Regions from separate parts of the Homo sapiens genome. Here region 2 is linked to region 1. A link is a loop called in an ENCODE intact Hi-C map of the cell type or tissue named here. Cell type or tissue: Panc1. All regions are shown on one strand. Links, peaks and the distances in the headings refer to the core of each region. The heading gives the core; the rest is flanking DNA. Region 1 has its middle 200 kb from the start of SPP2. Region 2 has its middle 140 kb from the start of SPP2.

Region 1 (2,916 bases), core at 200-2,699:
ACACAAGACTTTGCTACTTAGCATTTTCTATCATCCATCTATTTGTATTTTTATTCAAAAATGGATCATAGTTTACATATTATTTTGTAACTGTAGACTAATACTTGACAAGGATTGCTTCTAGCAGTGGTTTAATTAATTCTGCCCCAATTTGCTTAGTTACAGACATATTATACTCAGTTGTAGATCAGAAGATGGTTCTTAGGAAGACTTTGAGGCAAAGAGGTAGAGTGGATTATTGGAAAAGGGTCACGACTCCCCACAAGAGATTGGCCACCCTGTAATGAACTATTTGCGTTTGCAAATACCTCTATCTCTGAGATCCTAGGGTCTCATAGAGTCTTCTCATTTCCTACTTACATGTCTTTGTGGAAACCACATCATCGATAGCATTTTCAGGATAAGCAACTATTCCAGGAGACAAGTATGGAGGTAACTGAATATACTTATATTTTCCCCTCTCTCTTTTTTAATGTTGAGGACATAGCAACAAAATCTATTGATTTTGTGTATGCTGACATCAGTTGATTAAAGTTAGCCAGTAATCCTAATCCACACTGTAATGTGATTCTTTGTTAGTCCTTTTCCCTGTCTCAAGTGTATTTGAGCCTCAGAAAACCTCACGTTTAGGGGTCAACTTTTGCAGGCTTGTAGATCCAAAGTCAGGCCCCTTGTGGGTTCTGGTCAACTTTCTGCATCAGAATAATGAGCCTGAGATGTAAGAGTTGGGGTTGGCATAGAGGGACGAAGAGTGACTACAATGAATAACAAGGTCAAAACAGGCTTCCAAGGTTTCCAGAACCAACCAGCCTCGGGGCTCCAGTAAGTGATTCACATTCCCTTCCCCTTTGTTACAAATGTTTCTCATTGTTGAATACCTTTGACTTGTTAGGGCTGAGCCCTTTTCTCTAAATAGCTGACAGATGAGTTGTCAGTCGAAAAAAATCTTTAATGAGAGAAAGTACTGTTGCCTGGCTTCATGTTCTTAAATTATGATGGTATCTCCTGTCTAATCAGGGCAGAAAGAACGAAAATCTCGGAAAGTTTCTTGACAGGGGACTAAATGGCATGGCACACAGGTGCTCTTGTCGTGCCAAGTCAGAGTTCTTCTCCAAATGCTCTGAGATTGAGTCCGCTCTGCAATTAACCTTCTCCCCTAGCTGTCACTACTACATGTCACATCCAGTCTATGCTGTTATCTGCTGTGTATTTGTGCTGAATGGCTTTCTAGAGGTGGTCCCAGGAAGAACGGTGCAAGCATCCCAAAGCCCTCTGCTCTGATGGGCAATAAATGAAATAGCCAGCATATGCCCTAGAGAGGGCGAAAAAAGTCCATTGCAGGGGACAGTTTCTTAGAGCAATTGACCAAGAACTTGGCACCAGGGAGGAGAACTTTACTGATTCCAGAGTCAGAAGACATGGATGGATGATCTGTTTACATATTACTGAACATTTTATTTTCAATAATTTGCTAACAGTTTTGTAATAAGCATATTTATGCATAAACTTTATGATAAGGATTATTTCCTTGGAAAAAGGCCCAAGAAGGGTTATATACTAGAAAGTATTTTGAGATTATTTATTTAATTACCAGGAGAGTACTGATTTCCTCCTAGCCATTACTTCTTGCCATAAATAAAATATTACTCAATGGCTCCTCAAAATCTTCAGGGATCCGGGCTACATTTATTTTTCTGCTTTGCCATCTTTATTTTTAGCTTGTGCCTTTCTGTCTCATGACCACAAGATGGCTGCTGTGCCTTCCAGGATATGGTATCTCCGTTCCAGATGGGGTGAAAGGTAGGGTTGAGGGCAAAGCTTAGTTTATTACCCCAGGTAAGCCTTCCCCAAGGTCTTTTGCTTATACCCTGTATTAGTCCGTCCTTGCATTGCTATAAAGGCATACCTGAGACTAGGTAATTTATAAAGAAAAGAGGTTTAATTGACTCATGGTTCTGCAGGCTATACAGGCTTCTGCTTCTGGGGAGGCCTCTGGCAACTTACAATCATGGTGGAAGGTGAAGGACAAGCAAGCATCTCTTACCTGGCAGGAGCAGGAGGAAGAGAGCGAAGAGGAAGGTGTCACACACTTTTAAACAACCAGATCTCGCGGGAATTCTATCACAAGACAGCACTAGGGGGATGGTGCTAGACCATGAGAAACACTCCCATTGTGTCTGGAATTGGTGGGTTCTTGGTCTCACTGACTTCAAGAATGAAGCCGCGGACCTTCGCGGTGAGTGTTACGGGTCTCAGAGATGGTGTGTCCAGAATTTGTTCCTTCTGATGTTCGGACATATTCAGAGTTTCTTCCTTCTGGTGGGTTCCTGGTGGGTTTCTGGTCTCGCTGGCCTCAGGAGTGAACCTGCAGACCTTCCCGGTGAGTGTTACAGCTAATAAGGGCAGTGGGGACCCAAAGAGTGACCAGCAGGAAGATTCATGGCAAAGAGCCAAAAAAATCACAGCTTCCACACTGTGGAACAAGACCCCACTGGGTTGCCACAGCTGGTTCCGGCAGCCCGCATTTATTCCCTAATCCGACCCCACCCACATCCTGCTGATTGGTCCATTTTACAGAGCGCTGATTGGTCCATTTTACAGAGCGCTGATTGGTCCATTTTGACAGGGTACTGATTGGTGCCTTTACAAACCTTTGGCTAGACACAAAAGTTCTCCAAGTCCCCACTAGATGAGCTAGACACAGAGCACTGACTGGTGCGTTTACAAACCTTGAGCTAGACACAGGGTACTGGTTGGTGTGTTTACATTCCTCTAGCTAGACATAAAAGTTCTCCAAGTCCCCACTAGACTCAGGAGTCCAGCTGGCTTCACCTCGGGGATCCCGCACCAGGACCGCAGGCGGAGCTGCCCACCAGTCCCGCCCATGCTCCTGCACTTCTCAGCCCTTGGGCGGTC
Region 2 (2,916 bases), core at 264-2,763, 60 kb after region 1:
GTATTTCTGCTTATCAGGGTTATTTCTGAAAATGTTGCTTGATTAATCTGTTTCAGGGAAAGATGAGTTAAACTGTCTCATACAGTTGATTTGCCTATTTCTCTGCCATTTCATCAATTTTTGCATCTTAGATTTTGAGGTTGTGTTGTTTGATGCCTATAAGTTTGTGAGAGAGATATACTTTTCATTCTTTTGAACCTGTTACAAACATACAAATGAAAAACATCCTTCTTTGCTCCTTATAATGTTTTTAACTTAAATCCATTTTATCAGATATTGAAGTTTTTACTTCAGCTTTGTTCTGGCTTGTAATGAACTGCTTAATTTTTTATAATTCTTTCATTTTCAAGCATTATGTATCCTTTTCACTTAAGGGTCTTTTGTAGACAACATATTGTTGCAAATACCAAAGGCCAAGCCTTCATGACCCAATCAACTTACGGAGAGATAAGGACTGACTTCAGAGTGGACAGTCCTGAGCTGCCCAGGCAGTGGCATCCTGCCTGTTGCCACCACAACGTTCGTTTTCTCTTCTGGTCAGGAAGAAGCAGCGGAAGGGGCAGTCCCTGGGGTTAAAATTGATCAAATTTGTTGACTTGGAGGAGGGTATGAAGACGGGACTGACCAAGAGAGGCTGGGCAGCTGCCACCTGTTCCAATCAGTCTCCTCAGCACCCACCCAGCAGGAATTTTGCCTTGCCCCATGGTATCCTATCCTTATACAAAATCAGCCAAAGATGGCCTCTGTGTGTTGGCCTCAAGTTTGTTTATTTCTTCACTGCAGGCTGAGACCCGTTAGCTCAAAAACTTGTTGGTGCCAAACTCAGATTTGTACACATCCAATTACTTTAAAAATAGCCCAGGCAAGCAAATTTTTAGCCATGTAGAACCTGCCTGCATGCATATCCTGTGGAACCTCACCAGAACTTGTTCTTTATTGATAGAGTTACAAGGCCATGAGCCTATACTGCTTTTCAGACGAGATCAGGCACGTTCAGGGTGTTATGGCTGTAGACCCATACTGCTTTTCAGAGTTCTCTGACCCAGAGGATCTGCTGTGCTGCTGAGCAGCATCACCTAGACATGGAGGCCCCCTCTTCCGTCCCCCTCTGGGCTAGGAGTCCCTTGCTTCCCTCCCCTTGCAAGTAGTGACTCTGCAAAATCCTGCTGTGAGGGGCATTCTCCACATGCAAAGTTGTCAAAGTATCCCCAGACAAAGCTTGTGTGTGCTACTGCCCCATGTGGTTATATCTTTTTCCTTGGTTAGCCCCTAAATCCCTCGAACCTTTATTCCGGTCAACGCTGGAAGCAATGGCCCAGGCAGTGGTTACAATGTCTGCAGTAAAGTGGCAGATAGTGACTGTGCCAAGGGTATGCTAGCAGGATTTGAGAAGCTGTTCTCTAAGCCATCCTCTTGCTGCTGCCTCTTCCTATCTTCCATGCCAGGCTAAGACTTCCACCTGCCCCAGACGTAGTTTAAGGAAGCATCTGCCCTCCTCCCCAGGGGCTTCTCTTCGTTTCACTGGTAGTGTTAAAAACATGATTTATTTCTTTGCTTGCTCTCTGGCTTTTACCAGTTAAAAGAACATTTTTTTTTCTGTTATCAAAGTAATACTCAGGTTTTTTTTAAAGTAGAGAAACTTTAAAAAGTGGAAGAAAATGCAAATATTTTTATCATCCGAGACATGCACAGTTAACAGTTGGGTGCATTTTCTTCAAATCTTTTTTCTATTCATTTTTTGTTTTAAAGTTATTATGATCATGTGGTACATTCAAAATTGTGCATAATGACATTCAAGTCTATTTTTCCCTGCTTATAAAGAAATTGCAGGCTCATCACAGAAAAGCTGCTTCTTGGTGATGTATTGACTGTTCTCATCAAAAAAATATCCAAAGATTCAGTCCCATCATTATGAGTTTTGAAGATGCAGAATCTCACCACCCTAGTTTCTGGCAGTGAAAATGGCTATTATGTTGTTCTATGCACTCATGCTTTTTTTAGAGTGAAAAGAAACAGTCTTTTTGTTTAGCTGTTCTCATGGCACAACCACATATAGCTTGGGCATTATTAGCAATGATTAGAACAGAATGGTCATTTTTTAAAATAGTCATCAAGACTGACAAGAGAGTCCATGTGAGTTGAGAAAACAAATGGAAGATGTGGAGTTTTTGTATGTTTCCTTAGACCAAGGATCAGAAGTATCCCTTCCCTCACTATGCCTTGGTAAGACCCTGTAATAGCCTTGACAAGACCCTGAGAAGGGGGATGAAGGACCCAAGTTAATGCTTCCACCAGCCAGGAAGAATGACTGTTCCATCAGAAACTGACAAAACTACAGAACACACCTGTGTGCCTGAAAGGAGAGTCACAACCACACAACACACAAGCCACCTGGAATCCTGAGTTTGTGAGACCCCAGAGGGCCTTTGCTTTTTCAGTGATGTGCTGGAGGCAACTTGTACAAGTTTATGAGACCTGATTTTGTGCAAATCTGCCTGGCTCCATGTGCAGTGAATTGGTACCTTGAAATTAGCTATGGTAGTAGTAGTAACACTACAGAAATTGGCAAATACTACAAGTCAGGTGTTTTTTCCCACTCCCAAAGCCAATTGTTAATCATTTATGAGCACAACACTACCTTTGATGTTCCGAGACAACAGAATGTAGGAAAAACAAGTCTCATATGATGCAGGACTGGCAGAGTCCTTTGCTATACTCATGTGAACTGCAACTCCCCAGGTGCAATCCACCACCAAGAAAGAGCCCACCTCCGTGTCTGCTCTGTGGTTTCCTGAATCTGGTAGAAGTGGGAAGAGAGAAGGAGATGGAGGTGGGAGGTTAGGAGTGGAACATGCTCACTGCCTTAAACAGTCACTCCCATGTACTAAAGGAAATGCTGCCAAATTATTTTGTTTG

The links. Peaks named below come from ENCODE experiments on the same cell type or tissue, not always from the same donor. Only the 100,000 strongest peaks of a DNase experiment are listed, where the experiment ranks them.
Region 2: a loop joins it to region 1, with 1.8 times the contacts of the local background. A loop is called at or near these places in 3 of 110 quality-filtered maps.

The regions. Positions count from the first base shown.
Region 1 is chr2:234,248,036-234,250,951 of GRCh38, reverse strand. No RefSeq gene overlaps it. Among named protein-coding and RNA genes, the nearest start is that of SPP2, 200 kb to the right of the region's middle. In Panc1, for the core only: a CTCF peak has its summit at 1,728 (motif pointing right); no DNase peak of the experiment used is centred there; H3K27ac peaks cover 2,500 bases.
Region 2 is chr2:234,187,697-234,190,612 of GRCh38, reverse strand. No RefSeq gene overlaps it. Among named protein-coding and RNA genes, the nearest start is that of SPP2, 140 kb to the right of the region's middle. In Panc1, for the core only: a CTCF peak has its summit at 1,258; no DNase peak of the experiment used is centred there; H3K4me3 peaks cover 406 bases; H3K27ac peaks cover 2,500 bases.